2 separate regions of the Homo sapiens genome follow, and region 1 is linked to region 2. The links are chromatin contacts, found by Hi-C or POLR2A ChIA-PET in ENCODE. All regions are on one chromosome and are shown on one strand. Each heading gives the region's core, a stretch centred on a gene start or an enhancer-like site at or near the end of the contact. The rest is flanking DNA. Distances are from core to core; before and after follow the strand shown. Region 1 overlaps LINC-PINT (long intergenic non-protein coding RNA, p53 induced transcript). Region 2 overlaps LOC105375508 (a long non-coding RNA gene).

Region 1 (3,530 bases), core at 619-3,118, 170 kb before region 2:
TATGAAATTGGATCATTTTATTGTTGTGAGAGGTTCAGTTTTATTAAATATCAGAGTATCACCTTTCATACATTTTTTGGAGCTAATTTTGAGTGTTTTTCTTGTATTTTATGAAATACTATCTATAGTCATCTAACGAAACAATGCTGTTTTTCTGTTACAAAGCTTTCTGTTCACGTGTCTACATTTGAAGTTACTGCATTCAGAATGAAAGCCATACATCTGACCTCACAATGTAAGGATATTCAGTTTTCTTCCTGATAGCCTAGAAGAAGGAAAAGAATCACAAGGTTGTAGCATTGCCCTGTTTCTGTTAGACAAGAGAAGTCCTCTAATGGCAAACCCTTGATGGTGTGCAGTTTCCAAAGTCTGGTCCCCGTTGGAGCCTCTCACCTCCCATAGAGTTAAAGAGAGATTTGCCTCAGCAACTGGACCATAGCCATCAATGTCTATTGAAACTCCAAGAATAAGTTTAAATTAAACCAAACATGCAGAAGATGAGAAAATAAGTCTTATTTCTAAAAATAGGAGGCTTCCCCCCCCCCACCCCCCAATGGCTGTAGACCTGAGGGCTTTTAGTAAGTAATAATGAACTTTTACAGTAACTGTAATTTGAGTCAGATAGTTTTTCTCTGATTTATGCTACCAGAGTGACTCATGAGGGCACAGCATTTTAGAGGCTCTTTCTGAGACAGAAAATGTCTCTGACTTTTGTCAAGTAAGTAATTATTGATGTAGCGTGAGGATCTTATAATCTAGAAGAAAAAATTATTTATTTTCATATGCCTATTAATTTTCCATCTGTTGAACTGAAGCCAGGGAGAGATGAATGCACAAAGCTGCTTCACCCTTCTGCTTCCTCCCAGGCTGAGTCTCTACTTCGTGTGTCCCCTCTCGCTCCTGGAGTCCCCAGTCAGCTCTTAGAGGAATCCTTGGGAACCTTGTTCACATGATACTAAATGACAAAACCTTTTTTGACCTTTCCCCCTACAGACAGACCTTCCTCTAGTGTCTTTGTCCAAGGTTGAATGATTGCACTTATTACACTCGAGTGGAATTATTTACTTACATGTCTCTGTCCCTTTCTAGAGAGTGACTTCCTTAGAGCAGGGCCTGGGTGGTCTTGATTTTGTATTTTAGGTAGGACCAAGCACAGCGTCTGAAACACACAGTAAGCCTTTAGTAATTGTGAAAGTGAACTTCTCCACATAACAAAATAGTGCTTTGGAATTTCTTTTCATTATACTGCAGTGATTTTTGTCTTTTTGACTTCAAAGTCACTCGCTCTCAGAATTGAAAAAATTGAAAGAAATGATAGTATTCTTCATCATTCCTTTTATGAGTCTAGTGGACTCTCTAGTCTTCACAAACATAGGACTGATAACTTGTTTTATATTAATATTTTGTTGTATAAATACCTGTATATTTTGTGTTACTGTGTGACAAAACTGAGTCTAAAATATGTGGCTAGAAAATCTAAGAAACCAAGATGAGAATCTTCAATGATTTGTAGATTATGTCATCTTTATATCATCATGGTGTGAGGTGTTTTCTTGGATTGAGTTCCGCTGAGACAGAGATGTATGTTATCTGTTTGGAAGGTGAAAGAAACATTTTAAGGGAAGCGAGATAGGGAAACAATTGGAGCCTAACTTTGCTGGACACTCTGGGAGCCAGTGTAAGGACCAGGCCTCAGTGTTAGCCCACATGGGTCACTTACACATCAGCTTTGGCCAGTTGCTGACTGAGAGGCAGCAGCGGGGTGCGGCATCAATTTCCAGTGCTTTGCCTGCCATGTGGGCCCCATCCGTGCTCATGGTACCGCCCTCCAGCGGAGCGATGGCAGCCAGCTGCCCGTGGAGAGCCCAGCAGCAAGCCCAGAAATAAGGCCCAGGGACTAGGGGTGGGGGCAGGTGGTGTCAGGCAAATTTGTGTGCTTGCTTATTTGATGTTTCAGTCTCAGTCCTTTGAATCGTGAATTATCAAGATAGAGACTATTTGAAACATTTAAGAATTAGAGAAAAATAATAAGCACAGTATTTTCTTCTACTTGAACTGGGGCCGTTCTTCCTTCAAGAGGGAGAAGCTTACGAAAGATTATTCTGCCTGAGGAGACCTCGCCACCCCCTGCTTGAACTTTGGTCCCTGATCAATTCTGCCTTTGAATTCCTCCAATTATTATAAAGTTCTTCCTTATATTGAGTAGAAGTCTGCCTTATGGTGATACGTTGTATTTCTCAGACACGGACCCGGAAGTGGCGCCTTCCAATTCCTCCTCCTCTTCTTTTCTCTTTCGTCAGCAGATGGCGTCTTCCTTCTCTTTTTCTTTCTTTCCTCCCTCCTCTCTCCCCACCCTTGGCAAACATTTGTCACCAGGATGGATGCTGTTAGAAAAACGTCTCCCTGTGACATGTTGTCTTTTCAAAAGGACAAGAAGGAAAGGAGGAAACAGGTTTTCATTGCTTAAGGCACATTAAAACTGGCTGGTTCTCTCTAGCACATTTCTTAGACAAACACCCGTTTTCCTTTAGACTCAGAGCTGATATGTTATTGTAACAGTTAAGTTTGCCTTTACATTTTTATTCATGCTGCCTTGCAGGTAGATGGTTCCTTTTGACTTTTTTACGTAGATGGGCACCTTTTGTTAATTTTACCTTTTTAAAATACAAATGTAGGCCAGATGCAGTGGCTCACACCTGTAATCCCAGCACTTTGAGAGACCAAGGTGGGTGGATCACTTGAGGCCAGGAGTTCGAGACCAGCCTGACCAACATGGTGAAACCCCGTCTCTACTAAAAATACAGAAATTAGCTGGGCGTGGTGGTGCATGCTTGTAATCCCAGCTACTCGGAAGGCTGAGGCAGGACAATTGCATGAACCCAGGAGGGAGAGGTTACAGTGAGCCGAGATCATGCCACTGCACTCCAGCCTGGGTGACACAGCAAGACTTGTCTCAAAAAAAAAAAAAAAAAGTATTTTCTAGAGAAAAATCTTTTGATGTACAGATAAATAGATTAAAATGGATTTGTACTTAGTTTTGGGAGTAAAACTGGTAAGACAGTGATTTGGCCTAATCACTTTGAATGCAGACATCGCTGGACACATGAAGATTTAAAATTGGGCAGAGAAAAAACTGGGCAATTTTTTTTTCACCTAGATTCTTCCAGTATTATGGGCAGAGAATACATACAACTTAGTGAAAGATTGTTAGTGACTAGAAGGATTTAATTCACATATATTGTAAAACCAGACTGCATGTGGAACAAACTGTGTGTTTGAACTAATTAAGTATTCAAAGAAATATTTAATATTTCTTATTCACCCACCTTGCCCCCTTTTCTCCTCCTTTCTCGATCAGTAAATATTTACTGGATGTTTCCAGAATGTGAATGTTGCATAAAAACAAGTATATGAAATTGTCTTTGCTATCAAGGATAATATAACTGAACGTAATATATTAGCCCACTTTGCTGCTTTAGGAAGAATACTAAGGTGAGCCCAGTTTAATCTTTAACATATTGTTACCTCTC
Region 2 (3,550 bases), core at 248-2,747:
CCAAGCAGATGCTGAGGCTGCCAGGGAAGATCACGAAGATGCTGAGGATTAGAGACCGTGCTGACAGCACATTCTGAAGCTGAAAAGGCAGAGAATGAGGGCAGAACAGCTATGCCAGTTTTAGAATGAAATTACACATGAATATATTTTAAAATATAATTGTTGGGTTTCTGAACCGATTATAGGCAGTATGACTGTCGTTCAGCTAACAGACAAGTGGACCAAAGTTAAGCTATTTCCTGTTGTTTCTGTTTCTGTTGGAACAAGTCAATTCCCCTCCCCAAACTTAATGCCACAGCAGAGGGATCTTTCCCATAACTGAAGAGATCTTTTCTGTAACTTAAATGGATTATATTCTTATCATATAGTGGGGTACGAATGTATCTATGTTCATTGTGGTAAAAGTTCTCCCTTTTCTCTTTCCCAGGTCATGTTCTTCCTCAAATTTTTTCCATATTGTGAAATCAAACTTAAATCATTAGAATACAAGTTTATGTATTCTAATGCATAGTAGAAAATCAAATATATAGGAAACACAAGGCTGCATGATGAAAAGTACATTGTTACTGTGCAGCTGAATTTTGGCTTCTGGCTTTCTTTAGTCTGAACAAATGTTCTTGTCTAGCCCTGTAGTCACCGATGCTGTCTCTGCAACACAAAGAGTGGTGGTGGGAAAATTTTTAGAATATTAAAACACACACACACACGTGCCTTTTCAAAACCGACTAAACTCCTATAAAGCATCTCTGGTTCTTTCAAAGTTTGTATTGTAAGGAGCAATGTAGACAATGCTATGATACTTTATATTTTTACTTATAATGACAACCACCAGTTCTTTTCACTTAAGTTAGGTTGAGAAATTTTATTTAGTGGCAGCTGAAGGGCAATTTTCAATTGGGAAAATTCATTTACATCTGTGGTCAACTTTCTTTTGATGAAAAGTTGCACTAGTATTTTACCACCAGATAAAAAAAAAGATGAGCATTGTTTAAAAATTAATGTATTTAAAATAAAGTACAGAGAAAAACATGTCTATAATTATCAGGCTTTGTTTTGAATGGAATCTTTTCCCCCAGTCCTTAATGTAAAGACCCTGTGCTATAACTTTTAAAGCCATACAAATAAGAGTGCTAAACTGTGGACTTAAAAGTAGGTGTATAAATATTTTTAATCAATATTACTTAGAAAATAAAATCTAACAAACACATTTTAAAAAATAGAGTAAGAAACTTCACAAGATGATCTCAAGGTAAGAAACATACTATTGGTTTCACATGTCAGCTTTTAAGAGATTTGTTACAGACTGAAAGGGGAGTGAGTGGTTGCAGCAGACACTGTGACCAGCTTTCAAATAATGATCGTGCCTTGAGTCATTTCTGAGAAATGGGTAAACAAATTCTTTCACTTTTACTGCTGGATTATGTTGCTCAAACTCATCTGCTTTGTACCCATTTGAAAGCTCCATCACACATTATTTTGGAAATGGTCATCCTGAGTCAGACTGAGTAATCCCAGTTAATGAGTTTGGTTTCCCTCTCATCTGGTTTTTACTCAATCTTCTGTATTTATCCCATTTTTTTTTCTTTCCTCAGAGATGCCAGACCACATCATCCTAAACACTAACGAGCAAGAAGGAAATTTCCATGTTAGCGGAGGGACCCCACTAAGGTTAGGGTGCCGTACAATGTGTTGTCCAAACCAAGACATGTTAGAGAATGAAAGGGGGACCATTTTAATAATTATGCTGGGGCAGTAAGTATAAACTGAATACCCTAACTAAAGAAATAAACAAAAAACATATGTAAAGGTGGTCAACTTCATTAGTTATCAAAGCAACAACAAAATGAGACCATCATACACCCACCAGATTGGCAAAAATTAAAAAGTACAACAGGCCGGGCGCAGTGGCTCACGCCTGTAATCCCAGCATTTTGGGAGGCCGAGGTGGGCAGATCACGAGGTCAGGAGATTGAGACCATCCTGGCTAACACGGTGAAACCCTGTCTCTACTAAAAATACAAAAAAAAAAAAATTAGCTGGGCGAGTTGGCAGATGCCTGTAGTCCCAGCTACTCGGGAGGTTGAGGCAGGAGAATGGCGTGAACCCGGGAGGTGGAGCTTGCAGTGAGCTGAGATCGCGCCACTACACTCCAGCCTGGGCGACAGAGCAAGACTCCGTCTCAAAACAAAAAAAAAATGTACAACAATACCAAGCACTGGTAAACATATGGAGCAGCTGGAACTCACAGTGTTGGGAGCGCATTTTAAATCATTTTTGAAAACAATGTCACATGATCTAGCAGAGACGAACATGCATGCATCCTACGATTCAGCAACTTCACACCCATGAGACAGGTACTAGGATATTTACAGAAGCATTGTTTCCAAAAGCCTAAAACTGAAAACAACACAAATATACCTTAACATTAACATTGATACATGTATTATTTATCAAAAATAACTGACTGATTACTTGATTGAGTGGGTCTCACTATATTGCCTAGGCTGGTCTTGAACTCCTGGGCTCAAGCAATCCTCCCGCCTCAGTCTCCTGAGTAGCTGGGATTACAGGTGCATGCCTGGCAAAATAGATACATTAAAAAATAGCTACATTCATCTATATAGATAAACCTTATAAACACTGCATTCATTCAAAGAAACAAATTAAAATACTGACACTTATATAAGTCCAAAATAGCTCAAACTGAACAAAAAAATACATGCTTTGGTGGTAAAACTGTAACTAAAAGCATTGCTCTTATTAACCCCAAAGTTAGGATGGTGGTGAGCTCCTTGACAGAGGGAAGGGCACATTAAGGAGAGGCTTCTAAGACCTTGGAATTATTTTATTTATTAACCTGGATGATGGTTACATAGAATTTATCTCTCATGTAGAAAAACATTGTATAAACAGAATAATATAAGAAGTGTGATGGAGGCCCCAGAGCAGTGGTTCACGCCTGTAATCCCAACACTTTGGGAAGCCAAGGTGGGCGGATCACTTGAGCCCAGGAGTTCAAGACCAGCCTGACCACCATGGCAAAACCCTGTCTCTACAGAAAATACAAAAATTAGCTGGGTGTGGTGGCATGCGCCTGTAGTCCCAGCTACCTGGGAGGCTGAGACATGAGAATTGCTTGAACCCAGGAGTTCCAAGCTGCAGTGAGCCGAGATCACGCCACTGCACCCCAGTCTGGGCAACAGAGTGAGACCCTTTCTCAAAAAAAAATTTTTTTTTAAGTGTAAAATCTGTGATAGCCATTAGAGCTGGTTATCTTCTGGGCAGCTATATGATTATTTCTTGTGGCCCTCTGTGGCTGGGTAGGGCCATGTAACTAGTCTGGCCAATAACTTGCGATCAGAGGTGATGTGTGTTAGCTGGGCACGGTGGCTCATGCCTATAATCCCAGCACTTTGGGAGGCCAAGGCAGGTGGATCATTTGAGGCTAAGAGTTGGAGACCAGTCTGGCCAACAAGGCAAAACCCCCTCTCTACTAAAAATACAAAAATTAGCCAGGTGTGGTGGCGGGCACCAATAATCCCAGTTACAC

The links. Hi-C counts contacts between places; a loop is a spot of excess contacts on that map. ChIA-PET counts read pairs that join two places held with the same protein, here RNA polymerase II (POLR2A). Pooled maps may share reads with other maps.
Region 1: a loop to region 2 is called in a pooled map, with 6 times the contacts of the local background. The contact joins two enhancer-like sites. A Hi-C loop is called at or near these places in 7 of 50 pooled maps. POLR2A ChIA-PET finds 5 or more read pairs at or near these places in 3 of 52 experiments (PC-9, activated B cell and activated CD8-positive, alpha-beta T cell).

What each region holds. Positions count from the first base shown.
Region 1 is chr7:131,006,414-131,009,943 of GRCh38, reverse strand. All of the region lies in intron 3 of LINC-PINT (long intergenic non-protein coding RNA, p53 induced transcript), which reads left to right. Among named protein-coding and RNA genes, the nearest start is that of LINC00513, 95 kb to the right of the region's middle. RefSeq lists enhancers at 342-471, 502-551, 2,221-2,320. Within about 2 kb of position 1,868, at least 34 of the 41 ENCODE cell types and tissues checked have a DNase peak (open chromatin) inside an H3K27ac peak, as active enhancers do; they include PC-9, where a contact is called at or near this core.
Region 2 is chr7:130,836,783-130,840,332 of GRCh38, reverse strand. All of the region lies in intron 3 of LOC105375508 (a long non-coding RNA gene), which reads right to left. It also overlaps the pseudogene LOC100133252. Among named protein-coding and RNA genes, the nearest start is that of MIR29A, 38 kb to the left of the region's middle. Within about 2 kb of position 1,497, at least 4 of the 41 ENCODE cell types and tissues checked have a DNase peak (open chromatin) inside an H3K27ac peak, as active enhancers do; they include PC-9, where a contact is called at or near this core.